Regions from separate parts of the Homo sapiens genome. Here region 1 is linked to region 2. The links are chromatin contacts, found by Hi-C or POLR2A ChIA-PET in ENCODE. All regions are on one chromosome and are shown on one strand. The core of a region is the stretch at or near the end of the contact, and the rest is flanking DNA. Distances in the headings are between cores, read along the strand shown.

The links. Hi-C counts contacts between places; a loop is a spot of excess contacts on that map. ChIA-PET counts read pairs that join two places held with the same protein, here RNA polymerase II (POLR2A). Pooled maps may share reads with other maps.
Region 1: a loop to region 2 is called in a pooled map, with 4 times the contacts of the local background. The contact joins the enhancer-like site here to the promoter of C1QBP in region 2. A Hi-C loop is called at or near these places in 1 of 50 pooled maps. POLR2A ChIA-PET finds 5 or more read pairs at or near these places in 3 of 52 experiments (GM10248, H1 and activated B cell).

What each region holds. Positions count from the first base shown.
Region 1 is chr17:4,691,142-4,698,066 of GRCh38, forward strand. It overlaps PELP1 (proline, glutamate and leucine rich protein 1), which reads right to left. Exons shown (of 17, transcript NM_014389.3): 2 at 237-301. Among named protein-coding and RNA genes, the nearest start is that of PELP1, 9.5 kb to the right of the region's middle. RefSeq lists enhancers at 967-1,136, 2,158-2,327, 4,072-4,241, 5,435-5,504, 6,134-6,303. Within about 2 kb of position 5,395, at least 4 of the 41 ENCODE cell types and tissues checked have a DNase peak (open chromatin) inside an H3K27ac peak, as active enhancers do.
Region 2 is chr17:5,435,228-5,442,545 of GRCh38, forward strand. It overlaps C1QBP (complement C1q binding protein), which reads right to left and starts at 3,928. Exons shown (of 6, transcript NM_001212.4): 1 at 3,615-3,928; 2 at 2,896-3,046. The coding sequence starts at 3,846. DHX33 (DEAH-box helicase 33) reads right to left here. Exons shown (of 12, transcript NM_020162.4): 12 at 5,690-7,318. RefSeq lists silencers at 3,595-3,644, 3,755-3,924, 3,903-4,085 and an enhancer at 4,145-4,324.

The DNA of each region.
Region 1 (6,925 bases), core at 4,145-6,644, 740 kb before region 2:
AAGAAGCAAAGAAAGAAGGGAGCAGAGGTAATCCCAGGGTGGAATAGGACATCTGGGAGCTGGAAAAGGTAGGGTTCAAATCAAGTGAGCTCACAAAAGGAATGTAACTCTCCACACTCTTGGGAATAGAGAGAGGTCTTGAATCCTGGGGACGGTGACAATGAAAGCAAAGATGTACATATGCCCACTTCCTAAGGGAACACGCCCCTGGAGAAAAAAAAGGGCCAAAGACTTACCGAGTTTTGATGGAACTGAGACGTGCATTACTGAGACTCACCAATGCCCCAAGAGCTGAAAGGTTCTGGAGGAAAGAAAACAGGGAAGCGAGTCACAAACGGGATGTTAAAAATGCAGAAGATTCTTCAAGCCCTTCTCTGTCCCAGCACCTATGAAGCCTTTCTGAAGTCACATCTCCTCTGAGGCCAAAAGGCCATCCCACTAGAAGCCTTGAGCTTTTCCCCTTTTTTCCTGTGGGAAAGGCTGTTTCTCGGCCTTTCCTCAAGTTATATTTTGCCTGATCCTTCCCTCCATGCCCCACCCAAGTAGTGCCAAACACAGGACAGCCCAACTAATCCCACTACCAGACTTCAAAGATGGGTCTGCTTCACCTCTATATGTCTGGGCAGCACCTAATAGGAGACATCCATAAATGCTTGCTGAATGGACACTGAACTCATCCATTATCCTTCCTTCACCCTCAAACAAATCCTCCTCCCCCTATTCCTGGCTTCCTTACAGCTGTAAAAATGCCAACACAGACCGAGTCAACAAGAATCCTCCTTCCAGTTCTCCCCTTCTCTCACATTCTGGAAGCCCACGAAAGATGTTTCCTCATCAGCCCCCCAGGTAACCTCTCCATGCCCCAAATGGCCAGCCTCCTCTCACGGCACCCGCGTCTCCCTAACGGCGTGCATCGTTCCTTCTTCCAACACATACACTATGCATGAGGTTACGTGAAGGAATACAGAGCTGAATAAAATTAATAAGGTCTCTCCCTTTTGTGGAGGGAAATATTTATTCGTTAAATAAATATTTACTTGACATGGCCGGGCGCAGTGGCTCACGCCTGTAATCCCAGCACTTTGGGAGGCCAAAGCAGGCGGATCACGAGGTCAGGAGATCGAGACCATCCTGGCTAACATGGTGAAACCCCGTCTCTACTAAAAATACAAAAAATTAGCCGGGCATGGTGGCGGGCACCTGTAGTCCCAGCTACTCGGGAGGCTGAGGCAGGAGAATGGCGTGAACCCAGGAGACGGAGTTTGCAGTGAGCCGAGATCATGCCACTGCACTCCAGCCTGGGCAACAGAGCGAGACTCTGTCTCAAAAAAAAAAAAAGAAAATATTTACTTGATATATACTTCATGTGAGACCTTATTTTAGGTGCCAGGTACTTATTTTCTAGTTAAGAGGAGACAGAAAATAAACAACTGACAAAGTAAATACATAGTATATCAGAGGGTGCTAAGAACTCCAAGGAAAAATAAAGCAGAGTAAGGAAGGAAAGGAGTGCCCAGAGTAGGCAAAGGGGACAGGATTTTATTTAGGAGAGTAGATACAAAAAGCATCTCCAAAAAGGCCATTTAGGCCGGGCGTGGTAGCTCACGCCTGTAATCCCAGCACTTTGGGATGCCGAGGCAGGTGGGTCACCTGAGGTCAGGAGTTCGAGACCAGCCTGGCCAACATGGTGAAACCCCGTCTCTACTAAAAATAGAAAAATTAGCTAGTTATGGTGACACGCGCCTGTCATCCCAGCTACTCGGGAGGCTGAGGCAGGAGACTCGCTTGAACCCAGGAGGCAGAGGTTGCAGTGAGCTGAGATCACACCATTGCACTCCAGCCTGGGCAACAAGAGCAAAACTCCATCTCAAAAAAAGAAAAAGCCATTTAGCAGAGACCTAAAGGAAAGTGAGAACAAGATGTATTGATACTCTCAAATATTTACCACAAATATAAAATGGCGCAGCCACTCTGGAAAGCAATCTGGCAGTTCCTCAAAAAGTTATACATAGAGTGAACACATGACCCAGCCATTCCACCCTACGTATATACCCAAGAGAAATGAAAACCTACATCCTCACAACAACTTGTACATGGACGTTCACAGCAGCATCATTCATAATAACCAAAATGGGAAAACAACCCAAACGTCCACCCACTGGTGAACAGATCAAATATAGTGCAGCAGCGCCCCCTTATCTGCAGGGGGTGCTTCCAAAACCCCAGGCAGGTGCCTGAAACCTCAGAAACTTCGGATACTACCAAACCCTACATAAACTGTTTTTTTCCTATACATACAAGCCTATGAAAGATTTTATCAGTTAGGCACAGTAAGAGATTAACAACCACTAATAATACAGTACAGCAACTATAATAATATGCCAGCATCTCTACTCTTACGCTTTGGGCCATTATGAAGTAAAATAAAGGTGACTTGAACACGAGCACTGCAATACCGCCACAGTGGATCTGATCACCGAGATGGTTACAAGATGACCCTCAGGCAGGGAGCATGTGCAACATGGATACACTGGACAAAAGGATGATTCATGTCCGATTCACGTCCCAGGTAGGATGAAGCAGAACTCCTCGAGAGTCCATCACGCTGCTCAGAATGGCACGTAATTTAAAACTTATGAATTACTTATTTCTGGAATTTTCCACCTAATATTTTCAGACCACGGTTGACCACAGGTAAGTAAAACCATGGAAAGGGAAAGCACAGATAAGAGGGGACTATTGCATAAAAGGCCATAAATAGGAATGAAGTTTTAGCCGGGCACAATGGCACCCGCCTGTAGTCCCAGCTACTTGGGAGGCTGAGGCATAAGAATCACTTGACTAATCCTGAGAGTTTGAATCCAGCCTAGGCAACACAAGACCCAACACAGCAAAACAGAAAAGAGTAATAAAGTCTTGACACATGGATGAACCTTGAAAACTGACTGCTAAGTGAAAGAAGCCAAACCCAAAGGCTACATATTATACAATTCATTTCTATCAAATGGCCAGAATAGGCAAATCTCTAAAGAAAAAAAGTAGATTACTGTTTGCCTAAAGCTGGAGGCAGCCAGGGAGGGCTTGGTGGGCAATGGGAATGACTGTAAGTGGGTACAGAATTTCTTTATGGAGTGATGAAAATGTTCCAAAACTGAGCACAGCAATGACCGCACAACTCTGCAAATATACTAAATCCACGGAATTGTATACTCTAAGTGAGTGAACTGTGGCCGGGCGCAGTGGCTCATGCCTATAATCCCAGTACTTTGGGAGGCCAAGGTGGGCAGACCACCTGAGGTCAGGGGTTTGAGACCAGCCTGGCCAACATGGTGAAACGCCATCTCTACCAAAAATACAAAAAAAAAAAAATCAGCCAGGCGTGGTGGCAGGCGCCTGTAATCCCAGCTACTCCAAAGGCTGAGGCAGGAGAACCGCTTGAGAACGGGAGGCGGAGGTCGCAATGAGCCAAGATCGTGACACTGCACTCCAGCCTGGGTGACAGAATGAGACTCCACCTCAAAAAAAATAAAATAAAATAAAAATAAAATGGGCCGGGCGCGGTGGCTTACGCCTGTAATGCCAGCACTTTGGGGGGCCGAGGCAGGTGGATCATGAGGTCAGGAGTTCAAGACCAGCCTGGCCAACATGGTGAAACCCCGGCTCTACTAAAAATACAAAAATTAGCCAGGCGTGGTGGTGGGCGCCTGTAATCCCAGCTACTCGGGAGGCTAAGGAAGGAGAATCGCTTGAACCTGAGAGAATCGCTTGAACCCGGGAGAATCGCTTGAACCCGGGAGAATCGCTTGAACCCAGGATGCAGAAATTGCAGTTTGCCAAGATTGCACCACTGTACTCCAGCCTGGGTGACAATGTGAGACTCCATTTCGAAAAAAATAAAAGGCCAGGCACCGTGGCTCATGCCTGTAATTCCAGCACTTTGGGCAGCCGAAGCGGGTGGATCACGAGGTCAGGAGTTTGAGACCAGCCTGGCCAACATGATGAAAACCCGTCTCTACTGAAAAATACAAAAATTAGCCGGACATGGTGGCGGGCGCCCGTAATCCCAACTACTAGGGAGGCTGAGGCAGGAGAATCGCTTGAACCCGGGAGGCAGAGGTCGCAGTGAGCCGAGATCACGCCACTGCACTCCAGCCTCGGCAACAGAGTGAGACTCCGTCTGGAAAAAATAAATAAATAAAATGGCTAAATTGTATGGTTTGTGAATTATTTCTCAATAAAGCTGTTTTGGCCAGGCACGGTGGCCTATAATCCCAAAATTCTGGGAAACCAAGGCAGGCGAATCACTTGAGGCCAGGAGTTCCATACCAGCCTGGGCAACACAGAGAGACACCATCTCTACAAAAATTTTTAAAAATTAGCCAGGTGCAATGGCATGCACCTGCAGTCCCAGCTACTCGGGAGGCTGAGGCAGAAGGATCGCTTGAATCCAGGCGTTCAAGGCTGCAGTGAGCTATGAACACACTACTATACTCCAGCCTGGGCAAAAGAGTGAGACCCTCTCTCTTAAAAAAAAAAAAAAAAAAAAAAAAAATCTGGCAGGGGGCAGTGATTCACGCCTGTAATCCCAGCACTTGGGGAGGCCAAGGTGGGCAGATCATTTGAGGTTAGGAGTTTGAGAACAGCCTTGCCAACGTGGCGAAACTAAACATCTAAAAATCTACTAAAAATACAAAAATTAGCCAGACGTGGTGGTGTGGTTTCACCATATTGGTCAGGCTGGTCTCCAACTCCTGACCTCAGGTGATCCGCCCACCTTGGCCTCCGAAAGTGCTGGGATTACAGGAGTGAACCACCATGAACCCCCGCAGTAAAGCTGTTTTTATAAAAAGGCATACTGATAACCATAAAAAAAAGAGTGTTCCAGGAAAAGAAAAAAAAAAAAAACAGGCTGGGCAAGGGGCTCATGACTGTAATCCCAACACTGGGAGGCCAAGGCAGGAGGATGGCTTGAGCCCAGGAGGTCAAGATCAGCCTGTGCAACCGAGGGAGACCCCCATTCTCCACAAAGAATTTTTAAAAATTAGCCGAACATGGTGGAGGGCACCTGTGGTCACAGCTACTTGGGAGGCTAAGGTGGGAGGGCTGCTTGACCCCGGGAGGTCAAGACTGCAGTGAGCCATGATCGCCACCACTACACTCCAGCCTGAACAGCAAAGCAACATCCTGTCTCAAAAAAGAAAAATAAAAAGAGCGAAGACTATGAGATGAGAGCATACTTCGTTATTTCCAAAGAACAACAAGGAGACAAATTGTTGATGGAGAAAAGTGAGCAAGGTGGAGAGGAGTAACCAATGATGAAGGTTAAGGGAGTGGGACCAGACTGTGCAGAGACATATAGGTGATTACCGACTTTCACCCTGAGTAAGATAAAAGCCACGAGGGGGAGAGAGAAATTGCGCACAGGAGTGACAATATCTGACTTCTGGTTTGCTTTTTGTTTTGCTTTGTTTTTAATCAACAGCATTTGTGTTGTCTTGTTGAGAAGGCAGAAGCAAACAGATGAGGTAGAAGGTTACTGTAATATTCCAGACAAATGATGATGCAGCTTGAAGAATGTGGTAACTGTGGCGATACAAAGCAGTCAAAATCAGGAAGTACTGTGAAGGTAGAGCCAACGGGATGTGCCGTCAAACTGGATATGGGTGGAAAATAAAAAGAAGGGTCCAAGATAATGCCAAGGTTTTTTGCTGAACAACTAGAAAGATGAAGCTGCCATTCACCGAGAAGGGAACTAATGCAGGAGGAGCAGGTTTTGGGGTGACAATAGGGAGCTCAGTTTCAGATCTGTTCAATCTGTGATGTGTATTTAACATGAAAACGGAGATGCCAAATAGGCACCGGCTAGACAAGTGTGAAGAGAACTTCTGGCTGGAGATGTAAACTCAAGAGGTGTGGGCCTTGAGACTGGATCAGTTCACCAAGGGAATAAGAGTAAAGAGAAGAGAAACAGTGCAAGGCCTGGGTTGTAGGCACTCAAACCTTCAGAGGTCACAGAGGTGAGGAGGGATCAGTCTTTACTGGAAAGGAGTAACCAGTGTGATAACAGGAGAATCGAGAGGAGAGGAGAGGGGCTGGGAGGGTGACTAACGCCTATAATCCCAGTACTTTAGGAGGCTAAAGTGGGAAGACTGCTTGAGCTCAAGAGTTCAAGACCAGCCTCAGCAACATAGCGAGACCTTGTTTCTACTAAAAATCAAACAGATTAGCTGGGTGTGGGGGCACACACCTGTGGTCCCAGCTACCCAGAAGGCTGAGCAGGGCGGACTGCCTCAGCCTGGAAGATCAAGGATGCAGTAAGCTATGATCGCGCCACTGCACTCCAGCCTGGGCAACACAGCGAGACCCTGTCTCAATGAAACAAACAAACAAAAACAAAAAGACAGGGGAGAGATATCCCAGAAGTCAAGTGAAGACAGTTTTTTAAATAGGAAAGTATAATTAACTGTATCAAATGGTAGCGATAAGTCAAATATGATGACCCAAATTGACCTTTGAACTTAATGTCTTGATGGACACCAGTGATCTTCAAGAGTTACCATTTCACCCAGCAAAGGGTTGTTTCGGCAGCATTTAGGCTAAAAGCCTGAATGTAATGAGTTCAACGGAACAACCATCATAGTAATAATTCATTCAGGGAAGAACCTTTAATAGATGTTAAAATGAGTGGGTGAAAGGTTGACAAGACCTAAGACATTCACATTATCTCCCCCCAAGACACTTAACTACAAATGGAAAAAAAAAAAATCATACCTTTATAACAGTGAAGAAATCTGGCAGAGACCTGCTTAACCTAGAATACGTGCTCCTGATGTGATGCACCAAGAATGACACATCATTTCTGCAAGGTTTTTTTTTTTTTTTTTTGTAGAGATAGGGTCTTGCCATGTTGCCCAAGCTAGTCTTG
Region 2 (7,318 bases), core at 2,678-5,177:
CAAACAAGTCATGCATGGGTTACTCCCAACAGGGCCAGTACCCCAGGGCTCACTGCCATGTGCTGACTGGGCATCTCATGGCCACAGCCAGCTGACACTGCCCACCCTGGTCTTTCCAGGGAACCCTTGGTCAAAGTAAGGACCTGAGAGGCTGGTGAGATGGAACAGAAGCCCCTTTAAGAGACTTTCCCCGTCAGAAAATTTGCCCTGCAAGGAAAGGAAGAAGCGATGGAGGGTGCCTCTGCTAAACACCGAGAGCAGCCCTGGAACGGGGAAGGGAATGCCTCACAAAGAACAAGGGCTGTAGTAGAGACTCATCCCTTAGAGTACTTGTGGGAAGTTTCATAATCACAAAGCAGGCCAGACACACCAACTAGTGACAATTTTAAGGTGCAAGAATCCACACCTGACAAATCATGTTCCAAAGTTTGAGTCAAAATTCTTGGGACATAAGGTTTAGAACCAAAACTGCTGGGCTATGCAACTCTGGCAGGCACCATTCCACACAAGAGTACATGAAGGCTGGGCGCAGTGGCTCACGCCTGTAATCCCAGCACTTTGGGAGGCCGAGGTGGGCAGATCACGAGGTCAAGAGATCGAGACCATCCTGGCCAACACGATGAAACTCCATCTCTACTAAAAAATACAAAAAAAAAAAAAAAAAAAAAATTAGCTGGGCGTGGTGGTACGCGCCTGTAATCCCAGCTACTCAGGAGGCTGAGGCAGGAGAATTGCTTGAACCTGGGAGGTGGAGGTTGCAGTGAGCCGAGATCACGCCACTGCTCTCCAGCCTGGAGACACAGCAAGACTCTGTCAGAAAAAAAAAAAAAAAAAAAAGAGTACATGAAGTGCCGCCCTCCACTTGTGCTAACTAGCTGCTCTGCCAGGAAGCCACCTTTCCATGGCAACAGAGGCAGTCTGAGGTTGACAAAATCTGTCTAATTCCAACTGTGCTGACTAAGCTGAGCTCCTGGGCACAGAAATTGAATGACGTTCATCAGAGCATTATTTTTAATGGCCCCCAAATAGCTATGAAAACCTTGCGCAAATGGTGTTTAGGTGAGATTACAGAAGACACAATTGACCTGTGTAGGGCAAAAACACACTATGCAACAGGCAAGAGAATCAGGACCCTACTTCACACCATATTCAAAATGAATCACAGACCTAAACTAAGAGCTAAAACTAGAAAACTTTGAAAAAATTAAGGCATACATCTTCACAACCTTGGGTTAGGCAGTGGTTTCTTAGACGTGACACTAAAAAAGCACAAGTTGCACTTGGTGAATTAGAAGCAAAGTAAAAAATAAATAAAAAAGCACAAGCGACCAAAAAAATAGGTAAACTGAACTTCCTCAAAATTAAAAACTTTTGTGTCAGAGGACATTACCAAGAAAGTGAAAAGGAAACCCACAAGATGGGAAACAGTACTTACAAATCATTAATTTGATAAGATAGTTGTACCCAGAAAAACTTAACTTTTACAACCCAACAATTAAAAAGGTAAATAGGGTGGGCAGGGTGGCTCACACCTGAAATCCCAGCACTTTGGGAGGCCAAGGCGGGCGGATCACGAGGTCAGGACTTTGAGACCAGCCTGGCCAACACGGTGAAACCCTGTCTCTACTAAAAATACAAAAATTAACCGGACGCACGCCTGTAATCCCAGCTAAGGAGGCTGAGGCAGGAGAATTGTCAGAACCTGGGAGGCAGAGGTTGCAGTGAGCCAAGATCGCACCACTGCACTCCATCCTGGGTGACAGAGCAAGACTCCGTGGGGTTGGGGGGGGAAGCTACAAATTGTATGACTCCATTTATATGAAATGTCCAAAAGAGGCAATCCCATAGAGAAAGTAGCTTAGTGATTACCTGGGGTGGCTACAGGGAGGAATAATGAGTGACTGCTAATAGGTATTGTTTGGGGATGACAACAGTGTTCTAGAATTAGGTAGTGATAACTGATGCATAATTCTGCGAGGACTAAGAACCACTTAATTTAATAAACTTCAATAAATGGGTAAATCGTATGCCATCTCAATTAAATCTCATAAAAGCTGTGATTTAAAAAAATTACATACACATCATAAGGTCAATTATGAAGGAAATTCAATTTATTTATTTATTATTGAGATGGCGTCTTGCTCTGTTGCCCAGGCTGGAGCGCGGTGGCGCGATCTCGACTCACTGCAACCTCCACCTCCCAGGTTCAAGCGATTCCCCTGCCTCAGCCTCCCGAGTAGCTGGGACTACAGGCACGTGCCACCATACCCGGTTAATTTTTACTAGAGCCAGGGTTTTAGTGTTAGCCAGGATTTTCTCCTGACCTCATGATCTGCCCGTCCCAAAGTGCTGGGATTATGGGTGTGAGCCACCGCGCCCAGGCTCAATTTAAAAACCTGGAAGATGCCAAATGTTTATCTGTGTAATGAGATTATGGATGACTATAATGCAGAAAAGTGTAAACACTTTAACAGTTTAGGAGATGATGGGGGAGCTGACTTAGGTCACAAACTCCCCACCTCTGATGGCAGCCCTTACTACAGTGTAACCCCATCCTGTTACATAGAAGTTACATATTTTTCATTTTCACCCATACTAAACATTAGAGAGCAGTGTCCTATTTTATCAGGGCTGTAAATCAGAGATCAAACTGATTCTGCCAGTACTTTTTTGCACTACATTTTTGTCTCCTTAGTAACCAGCCCACAGCAAATTTGTGTTCGGTGAATGGACTGCCTGGGGCTTACGAAGTTGTCCAAATGAATCCTTCACTCTCTTGAAACCCATTTATCAAAGTATCCACACCTGAACTCAAGGCTCTTCTGGGGATGACCCAGGATGGGTCCTGCAAGGTTAAGGGAGTTGCTGCCCTGGGATCCCCAGACCAGTACTTACTTTTCCCCGGCAACTTTCCGCACTAATTTCGCTTCTGTCCCATTCAGTTCCAGCTCCCAACCTCCAGACATCTTAGGGAGGGTTTTATGCTTCTGAATTTTTCTTTCCTCCTTAATTTCATCACTCAGGAAATCAACAAAAGCTTTGTCTCCTAGAAAAGAAATCCAGATACATAAAAAGGAAAGCCAGTTAGTCTAAAACATAAAACTATTACCCAGGTTATTGCAGCCAGAAACCTGGACTGTTTCTAATCTCTCTGCTATTACGGTTACTCTAGAAGCCTGTTTCCTTATCGGTAAAAATACCATAATAGTAGTAGGAAGCTGAGCCTGATTCTGGAAAAGTGATTTCCAACAATGAACGCATTACCACTTTCCGCTATAAACCAGGAGAATTTCCAATCCTCTTCCACTTGCCAAACGATATAACTATGCTATTTTCAACCACGACCATGGGCCTTCCCAAAGGTCCACTTTCGATAGAATAAGACTAAGGAAAAAGGTACCCTAGTATTTAATTTTATTCACCCCCTACCAAAAGAAAACGAAACTGCTGGATAGGGGAGGTGGGGGAAATATGATCATACGTGGGTTTAGCCCGCTGGTTGCCAATCAATGGAAAAATGTCCCAGACCTCAGAGGTCGGTTGCAGGCCCTATTCCTGGTCTACGTTTTCCCTCTGTTGAACGCAAACCACACCCCCGGCCCGCTAAACCTCACCGTCGGTGTGCAGCGAGCCGCAGCCACAGCCACAGGCGCAGGGTCCGCGAGGCCGCAGGAGGCCCGGCCGCCGCTCGGAACCTGCGCGCACGCTGAGCAGCCCGAAGGGCCGGGTGCACAGCCGGGGTGCCGGCTGCAGGAGCTGCCGGAAAGGCGAGGCGGGCGCGGCAGCGCGGAGGCCGGCGACGGAGGAGCCCAGCACACGGGGCACGCAGCGCAGCAGAGGCAGCATCGCGGAAACGACTGCGAACACGTGCAGATGCAAAGGACAACCCAGGCCTAGGCGCCCCGCGACCTGAGGCGCCGCCGGAAGCCCCGCCCCTGCCCGGAAGCGCTTCCCGCGCCGGCGCTCTGACGACCTAAGGCCAGCGGGCGGAATCGCGCCCTCTGCTGGAGACTCCGGTGCAGCCCGGGAAGCCTCGAATCCGGATTCCGGAGCTTTCTTGCTGCGCTGCCGAGTCCGCTGTCCGAAGCTGTTTAATTCCCTCTAGTGGCCGCTTACCCACTTTCCACCTGCTGTTCTCAAAGCACGCAAGGCTTTTGGGCTGCGTGGAATGCACTCTTGTCTCCCGCCAGCTCTCACCAGACCCTTCCACGGTCACTTTCCTCTAGGAGGCTGTGGTGTTATGATATATATATGTATTGGTTTTCATCCACAGTTCCTGGGTCGTAACTCCTATAGCCCTTGTTACAATGTTCTGTGATAATGTTGGGTGTGTTAGGCCTCAGGAAACAGACTCTCCCCTTCTCCTGCCCTCCTTTTACCTGCCCCAAAGCAGGACTCTAATCTCCTTCCACATTTCTGATTATGGGTCTTAAGTCCCTTCCCAGAGAAGGTCCCACCATATACCCTGGGGGAAGGGATGCTGATGTCCAGAAGCTTCCATAAAAACCCAAGAGGAGAGGGTTTGCAGAGCCTCTGACAGCTGAATACGTAGAGGTTCCTGGAGGGTGGTGGCCCAGGGTAGGCAAGGAACCTCGGAGCTTCTTCCCCATTCCCCACCCTGCTCATCTCATCTGTATCCTTGGTCATATCCTTTATATGAAACCGGTGAATGTGTTTCCCTGAGTTCTGTGAACTGCTCCAGTGAGTTAACATAATCCAAAGAGGGGGGTCGTGGGAACCCCAACTTGAAGCGGGTTGGTCGGAAGTTTCAGAGGCCCAGACTTGCCATTGCTGTCTGAAGGTGGGGGCGGTCTTGGGGACTGAGCCCTCAACCTATGGGATCTGACACTATCTCCAGGTAGATACTGTTGGGATTGAATTGGAGGACACCCAGCTGGTGTCTGCTGCTTAGTGTGGAGGGGAAAAACCCAAACCTTTGGCCACATAAGTCTTCTGTGTTGATTGTTGTGTTGTGAGAGCAAAGGAAAGTCTGAGGGTTTTCCTGAAAGAGGCCTTCTAGAACCTTTTTTTCCACCGGCTCGGAACTCATGCTTGTGCGCACCCAGCCCATATGCTTCATTCTCTTTTCAACAGGAACCTCCTAGCGTTGCTGCTTTAACCAGGTTAAACCCAACCAGACTGTGACATCCTCAAGGGCAGGATCCATGATTAATTTTTGTGACCTTCCCTCTCTGCACCTCCAACCTTGCATCCAAGTTCTAATGGAACATCATTTTTCTGGGGACAAGAAGCCAGCTTATATCATTTAGATAAGTCCAGAGGCTTCCATAAAAACCCGAGGACAGGGTTTGGAGAGCCTCTGATAGCTAAATACATGGAGGTTCCTGGAGGGTGGTGGTCCAGGGACGGCATGGAGGCTGGGAGCTTCTTCCCCATTCCCCACCCTGCTCATCTCCTTATCTGTATCCTTGGTCATATCTTTTGTATGAAACCGGTAAATGTGTTTCCCTGAGTTCTGTGAGTTTCTCCAGTAAATTAATATAACCCAAAGACAGGGTTCAGATTTATTAAAAATCAACAATCCTACCTTCCCAGGATATACAGGACATATAAGCTACTAAGAAGGTATGTCTTACTAACTCATGGTAAGACTAACACTTAATATTTTCTAAATAATTTTCTATGAATAATGGAAAAGAGATGCAAGAAACAAGCCACACACATCATATACAAGATTCATTTTTAATGGATTTGATCGTCGGGTGCAAATTTGAGCATTATTTACAAGAGCTTTCTGTAGAGTTATTTCTGTTCAAATAAAACCAGACTCTCAAAATACAACATAAGCCTGAACCTACTTGATTTTTTTTTCTCCCTCTAGTTACCAAGGAATATCGTATCTCAGATGCATGGCCTACTATCACACTGGTCTTTAAAGAAAAAAAAAAATGCATGGCCACAGTTCCAGGCAGTTCCTGGTAGCTGGATTTAGTGGATTTATATATGACAGTACAGTACATCATCAGTTTCACCCACAGGGCAGAACTTGCCTCCATTCAGGCATCTCTTTACAACTGGCAGCAATGCAGCATTAAGGGTTTTTAGCCAGGACCTGCTGTTTGCAGTCCTGCCCCTTGTAGTGTTACTCTGGGTGTTGCACACTCCATGATTACTAGAAGACAAACACCTGAGGCATGCAATCTGCTTGGAGTGCATCTATTTACATGAAGCTGCTCACGGGAGCTGGTGATTCTTCCAGATATGGGTTTCGTAGGTTGGCAAAGAGTTATCACACCATCAGAGATTTTACCAATGGAAAGAGAGTAGCTGAAGATTATATTGCAATGTTATTGTGAAACATTTAACTTTCTTAAGTTTAAAGTGTACTATCTCCTGCAGCTCAATATAAACAACGATGTATTTCTTTGTAGCAGTATGTGGAGTCAGAATGGGTTTTCCAATCTGATTTAATCCCTGAGCAGCTATGTTAAAAGTTAACTTTTTAAAAAAGCCCAATAAAAAACTAAATACTGTATTAAAACTCTACCACAATGTTACAGGGATAAACTTATTTCTGTACAGAAACATTAAAGCTACTTAGAAGCTGTTTACATCCTTTGCCTCTCAGAAAAAAAATATACATTTCCGGAAACTGTTCAGGTACTTAAGCTGGACATAAATTACCCCAAGTTTTTTCTTTTTCTTTCTTTCTTTCTTTTTTTTTCTGAGACCGTCTCACACTGTCGGCCAGGCTGGAATGCAGTGGCGTGATCTTGGCTCACTACAAACTCTGCCTCCCAAGTTCAAGCAATTCTTGTGCCTCAGCCTCCCCGGTAGCTGGGATTACAGGCGTGTGCCACCATGCCCAGCTAAGTTTTCTATTTTTAGTAGAGACGGGGTTTTGCCATGTTGGCCAGGCTGGTCTTGAACTTCTCAAGCAATCCACCCACCTCAGCCTCCCATCCCAATGCTGGGATTACAGGCATGAGGTGATCCGCCCGCCTTGGCCTCCCAAAGTGCTGGGATTACAGGTGTGAGCCACTGCGCCCGGCCACCCCCCAATTTTTTTTTTTTTTTTTTTTTTTTTACCAGCACTATGAATGATTAAAAATACAATATTTTTCTTACTAAGTAGGACTAAACATTCTAATCCCCTACTGGAAAACAAAAAACAAAAAACAAAAACTGGAAAACTTTTCAGAAAGTCAGCAGTGGTAACAAGTCAGTAAGTGGAAGAACTGGTTCAAAGTTTAAGAATTCAGTAAGATAAGGTATATAGGAGCTGTCAGATCTTCTTTTGCCCACGTATAACCATTTCTGACAGACAGCCCTAAACACTAGCTGAGAGCTTGACTGC